2 separate regions of the Homo sapiens genome follow, and region 2 is linked to region 1. The links are chromatin loops, found by intact Hi-C in ENCODE. Cell type or tissue: ascending aorta. All regions are shown on one strand. Links, peaks and the distances in the headings refer to the core of each region. The heading gives the core; the rest is flanking DNA.

Region 1 (7,799 bases), core at 1,424-6,423:
TGGGGTTTCACCATGTTGGCCAGGCTGGTCTTGAACTCCTGACCTCAGGTGATCCACCCGCCTAGGCTTCCCAAAGTGCTGGATTACAGGCATGAGCCGCTGTGCCCTGCTAAGATCTCCTGATCCTTGGCCAGGGCTAGTTCCACTCAGTTGAACTGTTGATTACAATCATCCATTGTGTTTCATATAATCCAACTGGGTCAACCAGTTTCCAGAAAATCTGGCTATTTTAAGAATCTTAGCCAGGTGCAGAAGCTTGTGCCCATCCCAGCACTTTGGGAGGCTGAGGTGGGAGGATCACTTGAGCCCCAGGGAGTTTGAGACCAGCCTGGGCAACAAAGTGAGGCCTCACTTCTACAAAACAGAACCAAAACTAAAACCAAAAACCAATTAGCTGTGCATGGTGGAGCACACCTGTAATCCCAGCTACCTGGGAGGCTGAGGTGAGAGGACCCTTTGAGCCCAGGAGGTTGAGGCTGCAGTGAGCTATGTTTGCAGCACTGCACTCCAGGCTGGGTGGTAGAGTGAGAACCTGTCTTAAAACAAACAAAAAAAGGGCCGGGCGCGGTGGCTCACGCCTGTAATCCCAGCACTTCGGGAGGCCGAGGCGGGCGGATCACTTGAGGCCAGGAGTTCAAGACCAGCCTGGCCAACATGGTGAAACTCTGTCTCTACTAAAAATACAAAAATAGCCAGACGTGGTGGTGTGTCCCTGTAATCCCAGCTACTTGGGAGGGTGAGGCAGGAGAATCACTTGAACCCGGTGGCAGAGGTTGCAGTGAGTGAAGATCGTGCCATTGCACTCCAGTCTGGGTGACAGAACGAGACTCCATCTCAAAAAAAAAAAAACAATCTCTACAGTGAGAGAATTAATATAGTGTATACTTTCTGGTAGAGGACAATGGTTAAAGAATTCAAGACCAGGCGTGCTGGCTCACGCCTGTAATCTCAACAATTTGGGAAACTGAGGTGAGAGGGTCTCTTGAGGCCAAGAGTTTGAGACTAGCCTGGGCAACATAGTGAGACCCTGTCTCTACAAAAGATACAAAAATTAGCCAAGCAGGGTGGTGCATGCCTATAGTCCCAGCTACTAGGGAGGCTGAAGTGGGAGGATCCCTTGAGCTCAGGAGTTGGAGGCTACAGTGAGTCATGATTGCACCACTGTACTCCAGCCTGGGGGACAGAGTGAGATCCTGCCTCTCAAAATAAAATGAAACAAAAACAATAAAATAAAATAAAGAATTCAAATCTATTTAGTGAAAACTAACAGATTTCTCTCTTTTAATTCTTGGCTCATGGCCAGTGTTTCTCAATAGGAGCCATCTTCACCCCTTCAGGGGCAATGTCTGCAGACATTTTTGGTTGTGACAAATTGGGTTGGGAGGGAGTGTTCATGGCGTCTAATGTTCGTTTTTTGTTTTTTTGAGATGGAGTTTCACTCTCGTTGCCCAGGTTGGAGTGCAATGGCATGATCTCGGCTCACTACAACCTCCACCTTCTGGGTTCATGCGATTCTCCTGCTTCAGCCTCCCGAGTAGCTGGGATTAGAGGCATGTGCCACCACGCCCAGCTAATTTTGTATTTTTAGTAGAGACAGGGTTTCTCCATGTTGGTCAGACTGGTCTTGAACTCCTGACCTCAGGTGATCTACCCACCTCGGCCTCCCAAAGTGCTGGGATTACAGGCGTCAGCCACCGTGCCTGGCTATGGCGTCTAATGAGCAGAGGCTGGATATGCTGCTCAACTTCTCACAGTGCACAGGACAGCCTTTGCACTACAAAGAATGATCCGGCCCCGAATGCCAGTAGTGCCAAGGTTAACAAACTCAGAAATCAAAATAGCTCAGTTTGAACAGGAAGTTGGTGGGCCGTTTGACTAAGATGGAGATGCCAGGTGGGCTTAAGAATTTTCCAGCAAGGCCGGGCGTGGTGGCTCATGCCTGTAATCCCAGCACTTTGGGAGGCCGAGACAGGTGGATCACGAGGTCAGGAGATCGAGACTATCCTGGCTAACACCATGAAACCCCGTCTCTACTAAATATACAAAAAATTAGCCGGGTGAGGTGGCGGGCACCTGTAGTCCCAGCTACTCGGGAGGCTGAGGCAGGAGAATGGCGTGAACCTGGGAGGCAGAGCTTGCAGTGAGCCGAGATCGCGCCACTGCACTCCAGCCTGGGTGACAGAGCAAGACCCCGTCTCAAAAAAAAAAAAAAAATTTCAAAAGGTATGCATTTTTTATGCCGGGTGCAGTTGCTCATGCCTGTAATCCCAGCACTTTGGGAGGAAGAGGCAGGTGGATCACTTGAGGTCAGGAGTTTGAGACCAGTCTGGCCAACACGGTGAAACCCGGTCTCTACTAAAAATACAGAAATTAGCTGAGTGTGGTGGTGCATGCCTGTAGTCCCAGCTACTGGGAGGCTAAGGCAGGAGAGCTGCTTGGACCGGGAAGGCAGAGGTTGCAGTGAGCCGAGATCGTGCCACTGTACTCCAGCCTGGGCAACAGAGTGAGACTCTGTCGCAAAAAAAAAAAAAAAAAGAAAGAAAGTATGCACTTTTTTTTTTTTTTTAAGGAAACAAGGATCTCACTATGTTGCCCAGGAGGGATTGGCACTCCTGGGCTAAAGCGATCCTCCTGCCTCAGCCTTCCAAGTAGCTGAGACTACAGACTTGGGCCACCAGGCCTGTCAAGGTTAGCATCTTTGAGCTCCTAAGTCCAACACTATCGCCATCACTTTTATGGTCCGGATGGCGTTTGGGGCATTTTGGGCATTTTATTTCTTGCCTTCATTCCTTCTCCCCACCCTTAATATTTAAATATTATCCTACTCCCTCTGCTGAGATAGGTACAAGGCTCATCTCACCTCTGGATTCTCCAGTGAGGGTTACTCCAGGGTGGGCCTCTTCCCCTTCACGTCCTGCCAGGCAATCCCCTTGGGGCGAGTCATAACTTTTCTGGACCTCAGTTTCCTTCCCTGTAAAATAAGAACAATAATAATACTTCCTCGGGCTGTTGTCGGGGACTCTTCAGCCCACCACTCCCACCCCGAAGTCCTACCCAGCGCTCACCACAAAGCCTACCCTCTTCTGAGCTCTCTGAATCCTCAAAGCCTCCTCTGAGATAGAGGCTGTGAACGCCTTTCCTACAAATGGGGAAACTGAGGCTGGGAGACCCGAGAACTGGACCATGATCTCAAACCTTTGAGGGAGGGAGCTACCCTGGAAGGCGATGGTCTTCTCCAGAGCCCTCCCAAGGGCGCTCAGTACCACGTGGGCACCCAGAGAAGTTTTCTTATCCCTCTTGGCCCCCTCGGATCCTAACTCCCAGCTCGGCGAGGACCCTGGAAGCGGGTTCAGCCTTCGCTGGTTGAAGCCAGCTCCGAGGCGCATGCGCAAGTGAGCGCGCGCGGTGGCCTGTGGGAGGCTGGCTGCGAGTCCGAAGCTCAGCCCAGACGCCGGCGCTGTTGTCAGGGCGACCGGGGTGGGGCGGGGCCAGAACGTGGCCAAGCCTTTACTCGCTCTTCAATGGTCCCTTGTTTTCACGGGGCCAACCTTCTCTTAATTGTTCTTTGTTGTTAGTTCGTTCCCTTCCTCGATGGACAGAAGCTGACTTGTAGCGTGTGTCTACCAAAGGACAGGCAGAAGCAGGAGGATCTCGGCCATGATTAAGCGCCGGTGGAGACCCCTGACTCAATTCGGTTCATATACACGAGTCAATTTTTTTTTTTCTTTCCTCTTTTGCCTTTGAGTAATCTGTAATTTATTAGCGACATCTATAATTTATCTCACTTCTCCGGCCAGATCTTGCTTAGGCAAAACCGCAAACCTGAAGTTTGCAGAAATGACTCAGTGGTGACTAATTCCATTAGGAAAGCATTCTTCACAAAAGAGTTCACAGCAGGATTTCTTTAAATAGAAAACTTCCTCAGTGCACTGAAAACGATTCATTTTATATAAAACACATTTGGATACCGGATCCTCTTTTCTCTTCACTTTTTTTTTTGAGACTGAATCTTGCTCTGTCGCCTAGGCTGGAGTGCAGTGGTGCGATCTCGGCTCACTGCAACCTCTGCCTCCCGGGTTCAAGCAATTCTCCTGCTTCAGCCTCCCGAGTAGCTGGGACTTCAAGGGCCCGCCACCATGCCCGGCTAATTTTTGTACTTTTAGTAGAGACGGGGTTTCACCATATTGGCCAGGCTGTTCTGGGACTCCTGATCTTGTGATCTGCCCACCTCGGCTTCCCAAAGTGCTGGGATTACAGGCGTGAACCACCGCGTCCGGCCTATTGTTTTTGTAGTTGCATACAGACATAGTCAGGGCCACTGTGTACGATTGTGCAGGTTGTGCCCTGAACAAGTGTGCCTGGCCGAGGGCATGAGAATGGGGCTGAAGTCCGGCCTAGGCTGTGTTCTCCAAGTTGGAGGATAGGGCACCTTCTTCTAATTTGTCTTTTAGAGAGCATACTTCATTCTATTTGCATGAAGTTTCCGTGTGTGCCAGCTGTCTTCCTGCATACGATACTTTTAGTGTCAAAAATATAATCAGGCCTGGCGCGGTGGCTCACGCCTGTAATCCCAGCTCTCTGGGAGGCCGAGGCGGGTGGATCACCTGAGGTCAGGAGTTTGAGACCAGCCTGGCAAACATAGTGAACGCCCATCTCTACCAAAAATACAAAAATTAGCCCAGCATGGTAGTGGGCACCTGTAATCCCAGATACTCGGGAGGCTGAGGCTTGAGAATCACTTGAACCCAGGAGGCAGAGGTTGCAGTGAGCCGAGATCATGCCACTGCACTCCAGCTCAATGATAGGCCAAGACTGTCTAAAACAAAACAAAACAAAACAAATATATACACACACACACACACACACACACACACACACATACATACATACATATATAAAATCAGATACAGTTAGAAAAAAATTAAAAGTTCTTTGTCATACAGCAAGTCTTGATTCAGGAGATGTCAAATCAAGTGGTAAGAAGTTCTCTTACAGCAGTTAGGGCAAGTTTATAAGGCATAAAGGAGGAAGTATTTTGAGCTTTTTTGTGATTGGCTGTTTTACATTAACTTCTTTTTAAGGCAAATAGACCCGTTTAAGCTCATTTGTCTACAGCCGATTGGTTTAATTTCACTGAATCATGCTGACAAGGATGTAAAACTTACATTTTCATGTTTCATTTATGATTAGAGCTAGCATTTCAGGGGAATCAAGATGACAAACTTTGTGTGGTTATGGGTGGTTGGCCTTGGGTGGGGGGGATGAATCTAAACTATAGCCTTCATTTTAACGTTTTTTTGTTTGTTTGTTTGTTTGTTTGTTTGTTTGTTTTGAGACTGATCTCACTTTGTCTCCCAGGCTGTGGAGTGCAGTGGTGTGATCTCGGCTCGCTGCAACCTCCTCTTCCCAGGTTCAAGTGATTCTTGTACCTCAGCCTCCCGAGTAGCTGGGATTACAGGCGTGCGCCACTAAGCCTGGCCCACAATATGCTCTTAATTCCAGGAAGTGGCACAAAAATATACAGCCAAGGGGAAAAGTGTCTAAAGAGTTGAAATGTCCCATCTCATTGCTATTAGAAAAGCATGTTGAAACCATGCCTATCATTTATCCTCTTGTGAGCAAGAGACTTAATTTAATTTATTTTATTATTATTGTTATTATTATTTATTTATTTTTCTTTTTGAGATGGAGTCTCGCTCTGTCGCCCAGGCTGGAGTGCAGTGGCACGATCTCAGCTGACTGCAACCTCCGCCTTCCGGGTTCAAGCGATTCTTCTGCCTCAGCCTCCTGAGTAGCTGGGACTACAGGTGCATGCCACCATGCCCGGCTAATTTTTGTATTTTTAGCAGAGACGAGGTTTCACCATATTGGCCAGGCTGGTCTCGAACTCCTGACCTCATGGTCCACCTGCCTTGGCCTCCCAAAGTGTTGGGATTACAGGCGTGAGCCACCACTCCCTGCCCTTAATTTTATTTAAAAAAAATTTATTATTATTTTTTTCCCAAGATAGAGTCGTGCTCTGTCACCCAGACTGGAGTGCAATGGCATGATCTTGGCTCACTGCAACCTCCACCTCCTGGGTTCAAGCGATTCCCCTGCCTCAGCCTCCAGAGTAGCTGGGATTAAAGGCTTGTGCCACCATGCCCAGCTAATTTTTGTATTTTTAATAGAGATGGGGTTTCACCGTGTTGGCCAGGCTGGTCTTGAACTGACCTCAAGTGATCTGCCTGCCTCGGCCTCCCAAAGTGTTGGGATTACAGGCGTGAGCCACCGGGCCTGGCCAAAAAAGACAGTGATATTGAATGAAGTCTACTTAATAGTATTGTACCAATGTTAATATCATAGTTTTGACAAATGTGGCATGGTTATGTAAGACGCTCAGATTAGGGGAAGCTGGCATCGTACAATTTGCTTTCTTTCTTTTTTCTTTTTTTTCAGACGGAGTTTCACTCTTGTTGCCCAGGCTGGAGTGCAATGGCAATGGAGCGATCTCAGCTCACTGCAACCTCTGCCTCCTGGGTTCAAGTGATTCTCCTGCCTTAGCCTCCCGAGTAGCTGGGATTACAGATGCATGCCACCACGCCCTTTGTATTTTTAGTAGATATGGGGTTTCTCCATGTTGATCAGGCTGGGTTCGAACTACTGACCTCGTGAACCGCCCTCCTCGACCTCCCAAAGTGCTGGGATTATAGGCGTGAGCCACCGTGCCCAGACCAAAGTTTGCTTTCTTTTGCTTGCATAGCAGTGGTGCTGTTTCACCTTGCATGGTGGCCCAGTTAAGGGTTACTTGTCCCAGCCTTCATTGTAGCCAGGTGTAGCCATGGAGGGCACCGTCCGTCCAGTGAAAAATGAACAGTGATGAGGCATGGCATTTCTGGGTACGGGCCTTCTAACACCAAGTGTGGGCTACTCTGTGCTCTTTCTCCTCCATGGAGTAGAAACAGGGACATTCCTCCATCCCAGCATCAACCCTGCAACGGGGACAGTGCTCGAGGTGATGGCTGTTAGGAGTTACCTTGTGTCCCCTCAAAGATATGTCAAAGTCTTATCCCTCAGTGTCTGTGAATGAGACCTGATTTGGAAATCTATTTGCAGATATTACCAAGTTAAATGATGTCATTAAGGTGGGCCCCAGTCCAAAATGACTTCATTCTTGGATATTCTTGAAACTGCTACATTCTTGGGTCTCTGTTATATAACAGCTTAGTTTTTTTTTTTGAGATGGAGTCTCGTCCTGTCACCCAGGCTGGAGTGCAATGGTGCGATCTCGGCTCACTGCAACCTCCGCTTCCTGGGTTCAAGCGGTTCCCCTGCCTCAGCCTTCCGAGTAGCTGGGATTACAGGCACTTGCCACCACGTCTGGCTAATTTTTGTATTTTCAGTAGAGACAGGGTTTCGCCATGTTGGCCAGGCTGGTCTTGAACTCCTCAAGTGATCCTCTTGCCTTGGCCTCCCAAAGTGCTGGGATTACAGGCATGAGCTGCCTCGTCCAGCCACAGCTTAGTGTTTTTGTTTGTTTGTTTTTGGAAATATTGGACTAGTGTCTTTTATTTATTATTATTATTATTATTATTATTATTATTATTATTATTGTTATTATTTGTTTGTTTGGAGACAGAGTCTCGCACTGTCACCCAGGCTGGAGTGCAATGGCGCGATCTCGGCTCACTGCAACCTCTGCCTCCCGGGTTCACACAATTTTCCTGCCTCAGCCTCCTGAGTAGCTGGGGTTACAGGTGCCCACCACCACGCCCGGCTAATTTTTTTGTAATTTTTAATAGAGACGGGGTTTCACTATG
Region 2 (5,000 bases), core at 1-5,000, 610 kb after region 1:
ATACCCAGGTAACGTCTGCTGGGCTGCCTCCCTGTAGATATATAAGGTGGGGGTGGGCAAGGGCCACCTTGTGATAAACAAGATGCCTAAGCTAGGTGTTCCAGACTGTCTCCAGCTGCCCACACAAACACCCACTGGCCAGTGCCTTTGAACAGTTGGCAGAGGCTTGCCCAAGGGGTAGGGTCAGGACTCTAGAGGCTTCAGGGATGAGGTGTGAGAAAGACGGAACCCCTTAACACTTGAGTTGGGGGCGGTGGGGGGCGCATCTTAGTATATACCTTCTGGTCACACCAGCTTTTCCTGACCTGCCCCCACATCCCCCCTAGCCTAGCCCAAAAGGCTCTGCTCTCTCGACTCCCAAAACTCCTACAGCAGTCCCTCACCTTACCTGATCGCCCCCACATCTAGCCTCCCCCTCCCCACATCTGAGTCCTGACCTCATGTGACCCCCGGAAAACATCTCTGGGATCTCCTATCCGCCCCCACACGAAGTAACTCCGCCCACACCCGCCGTGCCCCACTTCCTGGGCTTCTCCTCAGCCGCCCCCAGGCCTGTAACTTGACCCACCCACCTCCTCCAGCGCCCAGGCGGTACCTGCAGGCCCGGCCCCTCCCCGCCCCCCTCCGGCCGCGCCGCTCTCCTCTCCTCCCCCACTCGGCCTGGCCGGAGCCCGACTCCTCCTCCCCCTCCCCCTCCCCCTCCGGCATCCACGAGAACCTCCTCACTTTTCCGCCTCGGACCCTCCAACTTCCCCGGATCCCCGGTACCTGCCCCGGCCCGACCTGGCCCCCTCCCTCGCTGGGAGACGGGGGAGCGGTCCAGGTACGATCCTGCCGCCCCCAAGCCCTGAAGCTCGGGCTGGACGCTCAAGGCCGCCCGCGGTAGCTGGGCCTCCACACACTCGCCTGCCCGGGCACAGTGCAGGCTGCGGGCCCGGCTCCTCCTCGGTCCGAGAAAGCACCCAGGCCCTCCCCACTCAGCCCTCGGGCCGCCCCGGCTGGAGGAGGCCGGAACCGGGCCTGAGGCGGGCCGCCTCACCTGCGCCGTGGCCGCGCTCCGGGGGGTCCCGGCGGGCTCCGCAGCGGCGGCTGGGGCCGGGCCTGGGCCCGGGGCGCGCCCCGCTGCGCCGGGGCCTCGGCCTCCGCCTCCGCGGCCTCCGCGGCCTCCGCCTCAGCAGCAGCGGCAGCCGCGGCGGCCATTCATTGTGGGCCAGGCCGCCCCAGCCGAGCGCCGAGCGAGCGCAAGCCGCGCTGCCGCCGCAGCCAGGCCAGGGAGGAGCGGCCCCGGCCCCGCCCGCGCACCGCCCTCGGGCCCCGCCCTCCAGGCGAGGCCAGCCGAGCTCCGAGCGCGCCCCTTCTAACCGGCTCCGTCTCCTCTCTATGCCCCTGGGGGATCCTCGCCAGTACGTCGGCTCAGCTCGATGGTTCGAATCCTGGCCCCGCCACCTTCTAGTCCCGCGACCTTGGGCAAGTCGCTCTACCTTTCCGAACTTTAGTTTCCTGTAAAACAAAAACAATAATGACTGCTGTTTATTGTGGCAGGCACTGCGTTACATTCTTTATGGGAATTAGCTCGTTTAAACTACACAGTAACATTTTTTAGTGAGAACTGCTACAGACACACTATAGAAAATAAAGGCAGCTGGGCGCGGTGTCTCACGCCTGTAATCCCAGCACTTTGGGAGACCGAGGTGGGTGGATCGCCTGAGGTCAGGAGTTCGAAACCAGCCTGGCCAATATGGTGAAACTCTGTCTCTACTAAAAATACAAAAATTAGCCGGGCGTGATGGCATGCGCTTGTAATCCCAGCTACTCGGGAGACTGAGGCAGAAGAATCGCTTGCACCCGGGAGGCGGTGGTTGCAGTGAGCCGAGATCATGCCACTGCACTCCAGCCTGGGCGAGACTCCGTCTCAAAAAAAAAAAAAAAAGAAAGAAAGAAAGAAAAGGAGGCACAGAGAAATGAAGAAAGCTGGTCAAGATCATCACACAGCAAGGAAGTGATGGTAGGTGCCAGGATTTAAACACAGGCTCAAAAGCGACAATAAGACCTAAGACTTTTATGATGCTTACCGGATGCTAGGTTCTGTTAGCATTTTACCTGCACTAACTCGTTTACTTCTCACTACAACCCAGTAACAAATGGTAAAAAAAAGTTCTGCCCATTTTGCAAAAGCGGTAACTTAAGTTCAGAGTTAACAAGTCGCAGGGCGAGCTGAGACTGGAACCCAGGTAGCCGGGACCACTTCGCTGTCCTGCCTTCATACACTGGTTAGAACTTTACCGAGCGCTTACAATGTTAGAGTGGTTCTTTGCACACTTTCCAGGAATCTGTCATTTAATCTTTGCTCTATCTGAGAAACCACGATTCTCATTTAATAGGTAAGAAAAGTGAAGCCGCGGGAGTAACCTGCCCAGAGCATGTGATGGGACTGAGATTCAAACCCGGTAAATCCAACTCCAGAGCCTGAGTCATTCCTGCAGGGTGCTCTGAAATAATGTGTATATAGCACCCAGAACACAGAAGAGGACCAATAAGTGTTGGGTTTCTCCGCTTACCGCCCCTTTTCTGAGCCACAACTTCCTCATCTGTGAAATGGGACTAGGGACGTGTCCTCTCCCAGGGGATCCACTGTGATTAACACCCCCGGAACAGCACGATCAGCGCGCTTCCTTTATGGCTTTCATTTTGATCCCGGCCGCCCACCGTACGTTTCCTCATTGACTGGCCAACCACTATCATGTGATTCGCCCACCCACTGTGCCAACATGGCGGCGCCCAGGTCCTAATTCGGGAAACGTGCACCTTGACTAATTCGGTTTTCTGTGGCTACGAGAGCAGGTGAGGACGGGCTAGGCAGCGCGGGGAGGGATTCGGACTCGGGGCGGGCCTGCACGAGGGCATCGGCTCCACAGGGACCAGTCATCCCCAAAACGAGGGGATATCAGCTTACCGAGGCCGCAGGTTTTCCTAGTCCCTACCTCATAGATATGTAGGACATCCCCGGGCCCGGAATGCGGCTCTCTGACCCTCTCTGTGCCCTCCCCCGCCCCCCGAACCAGGCTTGGCGGGCGGAGGCGCCAGCGGATGTCTCATGCAAGGATCGTCTCTGTGGCTAAGCCTCACTTTCCGCTCCGCCCGGGTGCTCTCTAGAGCCCGGTTTTTCGAGTGGCAGTCTCCAGGGCTGCCGAATACAGCAGCGATGGAGAACGGCACCGGGCCCTACGGAGAAGAACGTCCACGTGAAGTCCAGGAGACGACAGTCACCGAGGGGGCTGCCAAAATCGCCTTTCCCAGTGCCAACGAGGTCTTTTATAACCCGGTGCAGGAATTCAATCGGGACCTGACGTGAGCAGGGGTCAGACGTTAGCCTGGCATCGGCTAGTGGGTCAGTGTGGATGGCGGGGGCGGGGTATGAGCTAGTCCTCTGTCTCCCACCAGATGTGCTGTGATCACCGAGTTTGCTCGCATTCAGCTTGGGGCCAAAGGAATCCAGAGTGAGTGGAGGTCCAGGCTTCTGGTGGGCGGGGGTCACACAAGTTTATCTCCCTGCCTGGGCTCTTCTGCCGCCCAAATCCAGAGGGGCTTCAGCCACATAGCAGGCCCTGGGTTCTGCTCCTTCAGCCTTTCCGCAGGGATTTCAGGGACGATATTTTGGAGATTAAGGGGAGGTTTCTCAGAGGGGACCTTGTTATTCTCTGACTTGTGCCTCTGGGTGGCTGCAGTCAAGGTTCCAGGAGAGAAGGACACGCAAAAAGTGGTCGTGGACTTGTCAGAGCAAGAGGAGGAAAAGGTTGAACTGAAAGAGAGTGAAAACCTGGCCTCAGGAGACCAACCTCGCACAGCGGCCGTGGGGGAGATCTGTGAGGTGGGGCCTGAGCATAGGAGCTGGCAGCCCTGGAATTTAGCGGGAGACAGAGGGCTCCTGGAGGGGGAGAGCTATAGGAGGTGGGTGGTGGGGGCTCCTTGGGGCCCAGAAGAGGATGGAGGTGGAGATGTGAGGGAGGTTTTCTGCTTACTCCAACAGGAAGGCCTGCATGTGCTGGAAGGCCTGGCAGCTTCAGGCCTACGTTCCATTCGATTTGCCCTAGAGGTGCCTGGGCTCAGATCTGTGGTTGCAAACGATGCCTCCACCCGGGCTGTGGATCTCATACGCCGGAATGTCCAGCTCAATGACGTGGCCCACCTGGTACAGCCGAGCCAAGCAGATGCCCGGTAGGTTCTGGGCATCACAGCCTAGCTCTGGGACAAGCCTGCCTGGGGTCAAATTCTGGCTCTGTCACATTCTCACTCTGTGACCTTGAGTGAGTGACTTAGCCTCTTTGAGCCCCAGTTTCCTTGTCTGTCAACTGAGAAAATTAGTTTTACAGGGGTTGCTGTGATGAGTAATAGATAATTATGGTATGATCCATACTCTGTGCCAGAAATAAGTAGCATCCTGGTCTCTGTTTTAACTTCTTACACTCCTTTTATTCATTCAAATGAGCCATAGTATATCCAGTGTCTGCTATGTGTCAGGCACCGTTTTCAAGAACTGGAAATGCATCAGGAAACAAAACATGCAAAATTGGTGACCTTCGCAAGAGTTGGCAAACTATAGCCTGTGGGGCTCACAGCCTTTTTTTGTTTGTTTGCTTGTTTGTTTGTTTTTTGAGATGTAGTCTCGCCCTTGTTGCCCAGGCTGGAGTGCAGTGGCACGATCTCAGCTCATTGCAACCTCCGCCTCCCGGGTTCAAGCCATTCCCCTGCCTCAGCCTCCCGAGTAGCTGGGATTACAGGCACGTGCCACCACGCCTGGCTAATTTTTATTTTTATTTATTTATTTATTTTTTGACACGGAGTCTCGCTCTGTTGCCCAGGCTAGAGTGCACTAGCGTGATCTTGGCTCACTGCAACCTCCGCCTCCCAGGTTCAAGTGATTCTCCTGCCTTAGCCTCCCGACTGAGTAGCTGGGACTACAGACATCTGCTACCACACCCACCTGTATTTATAGTAGAGAT

Evidence for each region. A loop is a pair of places that touch in the nucleus more often than their neighbours do. Peaks named below come from ENCODE experiments on the same cell type or tissue, not always from the same donor. Only the 100,000 strongest peaks of a DNase experiment are listed, where the experiment ranks them.
Region 2: a loop joins it to region 1, with 5 times the contacts of the local background. A loop is called at or near these places in 3 of 110 quality-filtered maps.

What each region holds. Positions count from the first base shown.
Region 1 is chr19:13,727,347-13,735,145 of GRCh38, reverse strand. It overlaps a transcript of YJU2B not described here. Among named protein-coding and RNA genes, the nearest start is that of YJU2B, 17 kb to the left of the region's middle. RefSeq lists an enhancer at 3,282-3,331. In ascending aorta, for the core only: no CTCF peak of the experiment used is centred there; DNase peaks (open chromatin) are centred at 3,445 and 4,205; H3K4me3 peaks cover 1,676 bases; H3K27ac peaks cover 3,769 bases.
Region 2 is chr19:13,114,494-13,119,493 of GRCh38, reverse strand. TRMT1 (tRNA methyltransferase 1) reads left to right here and starts at 2,754. Exons shown (of 17, transcript NM_001136035.4): 1 at 2,754-2,841; 2 at 3,063-3,348; 3 at 3,442-3,497; 4 at 3,726-3,868; 5 at 4,028-4,215. The coding sequence starts at 3,095. NACC1 (nucleus accumbens associated 1) reads right to left here and starts at 1,230. Exons shown (of 6, transcript NM_052876.4): 1 at 1,040-1,230. RefSeq lists enhancers at 1-185, 1,461-1,610, 2,571-2,760 and silencers at 621-670, 1,221-1,420. In ascending aorta, for the core only: no CTCF peak of the experiment used is centred there; DNase peaks (open chromatin) are centred at 623, 923, 1,323, 2,713 and 1 weaker place; H3K4me3 peaks cover 4,136 bases; H3K27ac peaks cover 1,851 bases.